Regions from separate parts of the Homo sapiens genome. Here region 1 is linked to region 2. The links are chromatin loops, found by intact Hi-C in ENCODE. Cell type or tissue: uterus. All regions are shown on one strand. Each heading gives the region's core, and the rest is flanking DNA. Links, peaks and the distances in the headings are about the cores only.

Region 1 (2,896 bases), core at 180-2,679, 240 kb before region 2:
CCGCTGGCCTCGCAGCCTTAGCTTCTGCTCACACAGACCTGGGGATGCCGGCCACAGTGGCCGACTCTGAGCAGAACGCCAGCCTGCCCCTCTCACCAGGCTCACCCCACCAGTTCTGCACCCAGATGTGGGACTTGGCCTCAGAAAGGAGCGGGCAGGAAGTGGAAGAGTGAAAGCAAGAGGTCTGGCCACCCCCTGCCCCTCCTCTAGAGCCCACTGCTCTCATCGGGGAGGACCCCACAACTTAGCAATGAAAGGAAGCCGAAGAAAGCCGGCGGGGTTCCGGGGCACGGAGGGACCCTGGGCCGAAGCTCAGGACACGCGGGATGCACGGACCTGGCCTCCCGCGTCCTGCCCGCGGCGTGACCACCAGGAAGCGGTGTCATCACTGCAGCTGCCACCCCGAGAACCTGAGAAGTCACCCCGGTGTGCGGAGTCAACAGCGTCCTGTCTGCCCATACCTGCATCGCCTGCCAGGGCCCAGGGGCTCGCAGGGACAGGATGGCCATTCCTCTAGGGCTGCTGGCCACGGAAGCCTGGCCGTGGGTTCGGCACCTGCTGCAGGGAGAAGCCACCCCAGCACTGTGCCTCCCCACCCACCACACCCGCGGGAGCTCGCCCGGTCTCCCGGGCTCCTCGGGGGCAGGTCTCTCCCACCCACCCGTTCCACCGAGGGGGAAACTGAGGCTCGGAGCAGCCCAGGGCGGGGGCACGGCCACGCGGGTCCCCTGAGCCGCCCGGGTGCTCCGCACGCAGCTGGTGTGGACGCCGGAGCAGCGGCGGCGTCCCCGGGGTGGGGCGGCCGAGGTCTCGAGGCCCCTGCGCCGGGCGGGCCGCCCTCCCAGCCCCGTCCCCGCCGGCCCCGACCTCGCCGGCCCCGTCCCCGCCGGCCCCGTCCCCGCCGGCCCCGTCCCTCCCAGCCCCGACCCCGCCGACCCCGTCCCCGCCGGCCCCGTCCCTCCCAGCCCCGACCCCGCCGGCCCCGTCCCCGCCGGCCCCGTCCCCGCCGGCCCCGTCCCTCCCAGCCCCGTCCCCGCCGACCCCGTCCCCGCCGGCCCCGTCCCTCCCAGCCCCGACCCCGCCGACCCCGTCCCCGCCGGCCCCGTCCCCGCCGGCCCCGTCCCCGCCGGCCCCGACCCCGCCGGCCCCGCGCCGCTCACCTGACCGCCGCCTCGCATCTGTCTCCCGGCTGCGCTGGATCCGCCCGGCCGCCCCGCTACGCTGGATCCAGCCCCGCGCTCGCTGCTGCCGCCTCCGGCGCGGAGGTTCATGGCACGCGGGTCGCGAGTCTGCGAGCCCCGGAGTCCGCCCGGCTGTTCCGCGGGCCTGACCTGGGGCTGCGCGTCCTGGGTTTCCTCTCATCGCAGAAGGCCTGTGGCTGAAACCCAAACCCCAACACGTTTAAAAAAAATGGGCGGGCGCGGCGGCTCACGCCTGTCATCCCAGCGCTTCGGGAGGCCGAGGCGGGCGGATCGCGAGGTCAGGAGATCGAGACCATCCTGGCTAACACGGTGAAACCCCGTCTCCACTAAAAATACGAAAAATTAGCCGGGCGCGGTGGCGGGCGCCTGTAGTCCCAGCTACGCGGGAGGCTGAGGCGGGAGAACGGCGTGAACCCGGGAGGCGGAGCTCGGAGTGAGCCGAGATCGCACCACTGCACTCCAGCCTGGGCGACAGAGCGAGACTCCGTCTCAAAAAAACAAAAAGGGTGGCTTTTAACACTTTTTTTAACCTCAGTGGTTGAGGAGGAAAAAGGAACAGAGAACCACCGTGTGCAGGTGCCGCCAGCCACCTGCAGGGCCCCGCGGGGGCTTCACGGCTGCAGAGGGAGGGACCCGGCGCGGCTCTACCCTCTTTACACAGGAGGACGCGCCACACTGCGCTCAGGAGGCTGCTCCATGCAGGCGCCGGGCAGCGGGACTTCGGAGGCAGCTGGTGTCCGCGGGCCCTGGCGTTATTCCTGCTTTCCCGTTGTTTACACACAGAGCAGGCCTGCTGCTCCCCGCCCCCGTATCCCTACTCTTAGGCTTCTCGCGTGGAAGATTCAGCTGCCCCCGCTTGTGCCCGCAGGGAGGAGCTGAGGACAGATGAAGGCCAGCATATGCGCCTGGTGCGCTTGCCCTGAGCTCGCGGGCTCAGTTTACCCTCCCTGCAGAAAGGTGTGGTTTTGGCTGCCTCTGGGGCTTGGTCCACTTTGTTCAGTGGGCATGGTGATGACAGTGCCAGTAACTGGAGGCCTCCCAAGTGGGAGCCACACACCACCTTGCAGAGACCAGCTCGGTCGGGGAGACCCTAACCCGGCAGCGCTAGAGGAACTAAAGACACACACACACAGAGATAGAGAGGTGTGGAGTGGGAAATCAGGGGTCTCACAGCCTTCAGAGCTGACAGCCTCGAACAGAGACTTACCCACGTATTTATTAACGGCAAACCAGTGATAAGCATTGTTTCTGTAGATATTAGACTAACTAAAAGTATCCCTTATGGGAAACGAAGGGATGGGCCAAGATAAAGGGATGGGTCTGGCTAGTTACCTGCAGCAGGAGCATGTCCTTAAGGCACAGATCGCTCACGCTATTGTTTGTGGCTTAAGAATGCCTTTAAGCAGTTTTCCGCCCTGGGTGGGCCAGGTGTTCCTTGCCCTCATTCTGGTAAACCCACGACCTTCCAGCGTGGGCGTCATGGCCGTCATGAACATGTCACAGTGCTGCAGAGATTTTGTTTATGGCCAGTTTTGGGACCAGTTTATGGCCAGGTTTTGGGGGGCGTGTTGCCAACACCATCTCATTTAACCCTACGGAAGCCTGGGGGCCAGCAGTCACCTACAGGACAGGCAACTCCATCGGCCCCCCCAAGGCCACATCGCTCAGAAAGGGTGCAGTGAGATTCCACCCCA
Region 2 (2,896 bases), core at 98-2,597:
AACCAGGCCCTGCTCTCCTGTGTAGGCCTCAGAGAGGCCAAGAAGGGAAGCTTTGGGCTTCGGTGGGTGCAGGCTCAGCGATGAACATCTGGCTGGGGCAGCTCCTGGGGAGCATCAGGGAAGAGGGGGCCATGAGCCGGCCAGCAGTGGAGACGGCAGTCCAGTTTCTCTCCCCTCTGACCCCTAGAAGGGGAGTTGTAGCCCCATGAACTAGTTTCTTGTCTGGGTCAGGAACAAGGGCCGGCTGGGGCCTGGGGTGCAGCTGGTGTCAGGGTATGCTGTTTGCTGATGGGCAGGGACACCCCTGCAGGGTCTCGGGCTCTGAGCCCAGGACATTCCCTGCCCCTTACTCACCTTGGCTGTGGGCTGTGAACATTCCGGGACCCTGGGCATCTTATCTAGGTCCGTGCAGCCCAAGGGTCAGCCCTCTTGACTGTCACATGCTGCCCCCACCCAGCCTAAAATAAAGAGCTCACTGCTGTGCTTCGCCGTGTGGCTCCCTCAATCCCCACCCCACTGGCCAGGCAGCACAACCACCCCTGCTGCCCATGGCAGAGGCCGCTGAGGATGTGGGGGACGAGCCACAGCCCAGCCCCAAACCAAGCCTGGCCCAACCTCTTGAACATCTGCCAGCCTCCGAGACCCTCTGCATAGAAGCAGGGTCCTCTTGGGGCTGTGCCTGGCCAGGCAGGTGTGGGCTTCACCCTCTTGGACAGGAGAGCTCTGCAGGGCATCAGTGGGTGGGAAGGGTGGGGTGAGGCTGGGGTCCAGGTCATCACTGGGGACCTGAGCCCAGAGCAGTCACCCGAGGGTCTCAGGAATCATCGTTCTGTGCATGGCGACACACACATGCTCTGAGGTGCACAGAAGGCTGCCGGGCGTGGACAGCATCTGCCAGGGCGGTGTGGGCAGATCAGGATGGAGGGCTCTTCTGCAAGAAAGGCACCCCTGGCACCTTGAGATGCCATGAGGAGGCAGGTGGCAGGGCTGGTGGGGTGGGAGGTCCCAACCCTAGATGCTACCAGGAGCTGGCTGGGGGGCAGTGTTGCTGTTCTCAGGGAAACAGTCTTAAAAGCAGTAGCTGTGGACCTCGGTGGGATGCTCTGTGCTTGCACCCTGAGCAGGGGCTGGTTTACCCGCCAAGGACCCCATAGGGAGACAGAAGTGTCTCTCTGGGTGGGGCAGAGCTGGAGCATCTGCCCCAGCCCTCGATACGAACCCCAGCTGGCCACGGTGCCTTGGAGCTTGGGCTGCTCCGGCCTCAGCGTTGGTGTCTAGAAGATGGGATTTTAAAGTCCGCTTCATAGAATGGTGGAGATGAGCTGTGTCTTGAACAAATCCTGGCGTGGGAGCCCCTGCTGGCTTGGCATCGGGGCCACACCTGCAGCCTGCACACTGTGGGGGCCGGGAACGTCCTGGCTCAGCTGTATCCCTGGCGCTGAGACCCGGCAGACATGTTCAAGTGCTGCTGTTTGCTGTGCAGCTTTGCCCTCGCTGAGCCTGCAGCTCCCCCATAAGACAGGAATGAATAATAGCAGCTTCCTTTTAGAAATCCTACAAATGGCCGGGCGCGGTGGCTCACGCCTGTAATCCCAGCACTTTGGGAGGCCGAGGTGGGCGGATCACGAGGTCAGGAGATCAAGACCATCCTGGCTAACACGGTGAAACCCCGTCTCTACTAAAAATACAAAAAATCAGCCGGGCGTGGTGGCCCGCACCTGTAGTCCCAGCTACTCGGGAGGCTGAGGCGGGAGAATGGCGTGAACCTGAGAGGCAGAGGTTGCAGTGAGCTGAGATCGTGCCACTGCACTCCAGCCTGGACGACAGAGAGAAACTCCGTCTCAAAAAATAAAAATAAAATAAAAAGTAATGGCTGGGCGCAGTGGCTCATGCCTGTAACCCCAGCGGTTTGGGAAGCCGAGGCGGACGGCTCTTTTGAGGTCAGGAGTTCGAGACCAGCCCGGCCAACATGGCGAAACCCCGTCTCTACTAAAAATACATAAATTAGCTGAGCGTGGTGGCGGTAGTCCCAGTTACTCAGGAGGCTGAGGCCGGAGAATTGTTTGAACCTGAGAGGCAGAGGCTGCAGTGAGCCGAGATCACGCCATTGTACTCCAGCCTGAGCACAGAGCGAGACTCCATCTAAAAAAAAATAAAAATAAAACTATTCTGCATAAGCAGTGTCCAAATCATAACAAAAATCAAATGAAAAGTAAACAAGATGTAACCTTATATCCATTGGACCGGAGAAGATGAGGAAGCTGGACGATGCTGAGTACAGGAGGGGGAGGGAGCTCACGCACACTGTGGGGTGGACACGGCAGTGGCCCCAGGGGACCAGGTGCAGTCCTGGAGTCCAGGTAAGTGTGGACGGAACCTCCGACCTGGCAAGGCTGCTGCCGGTTTTAGAGGATGTATATGCAGTGGAGGCAATGGAGTGTCTGTCCCGGGAGGGCAGGGAAGGACGGAGAATCCACACGGCAGCTCATGGAGTGTCCATCCCCGGGCAGGAAGGGAGGGAGCCGTGAATGTGTACAGCCCACGTAGCCACCGCTGCCTAACAAACTACCCCAACTCAGGGGCTTAAATACTCAAGACGCCAGGCATGGTGGTTCACACCTGGAATCCCAGCACTTCGGAAGGCTGAGGCGGGGGGATCACTTGAGCCCAGGAGTTTGAGACCAGCCTGGGCAACATAGTAAGGCCCCCCTCTCTACTAAAAAGTTAAAAATTAGGCTGGGCACCGTGGCTCACGCCTGCAATCCCAGCACTGTGGGAGGCCGAGGTAGGTGGATCACCTGAGGTCAGGAGTTTGAGACCAGCCTGGCCAACATAGTGAAGCCCTGTCTCTGCTGAAAATACAAAAAGTACAAAAATCAGCCAGATGGCTCCTCAG

Evidence for each region. Peaks named below come from ENCODE experiments on the same cell type or tissue, not always from the same donor. Only the 100,000 strongest peaks of a DNase experiment are listed, where the experiment ranks them.
Region 1: a loop joins it to region 2, with 5 times the contacts of the local background. A loop is called at or near these places in 3 of 110 quality-filtered maps.

What each region holds. Positions count from the first base shown.
Region 1 is chr16:89,947,079-89,949,974 of GRCh38, reverse strand. DEF8 (differentially expressed in FDCP 8 homolog) reads right to left here and starts at 1,220. Exons shown (of 13, transcript NM_001242818.2): 1 at 1,161-1,220; 2 at 462-558. RefSeq lists a silencer at 1,091-1,190 and an enhancer at 1,871-2,210. In uterus, for the core only: a CTCF peak has its summit at 1,261; DNase peaks (open chromatin) are centred at 1,324 and 1,958; H3K4me3 peaks cover 1,962 bases; H3K27ac peaks cover 1,695 bases.
Region 2 is chr16:89,704,721-89,707,616 of GRCh38, reverse strand. It overlaps VPS9D1 (VPS9 domain containing 1), which reads left to right. Exons shown (of 15, transcript NM_004913.3): 15 at 1-483. Among named protein-coding and RNA genes, the nearest start is that of SPATA2L, 4.5 kb to the right of the region's middle. RefSeq lists enhancers at 730-1,230, 1,208-1,387. In uterus, for the core only: a CTCF peak has its summit at 1,511; a DNase peak (open chromatin) is centred at 1,466.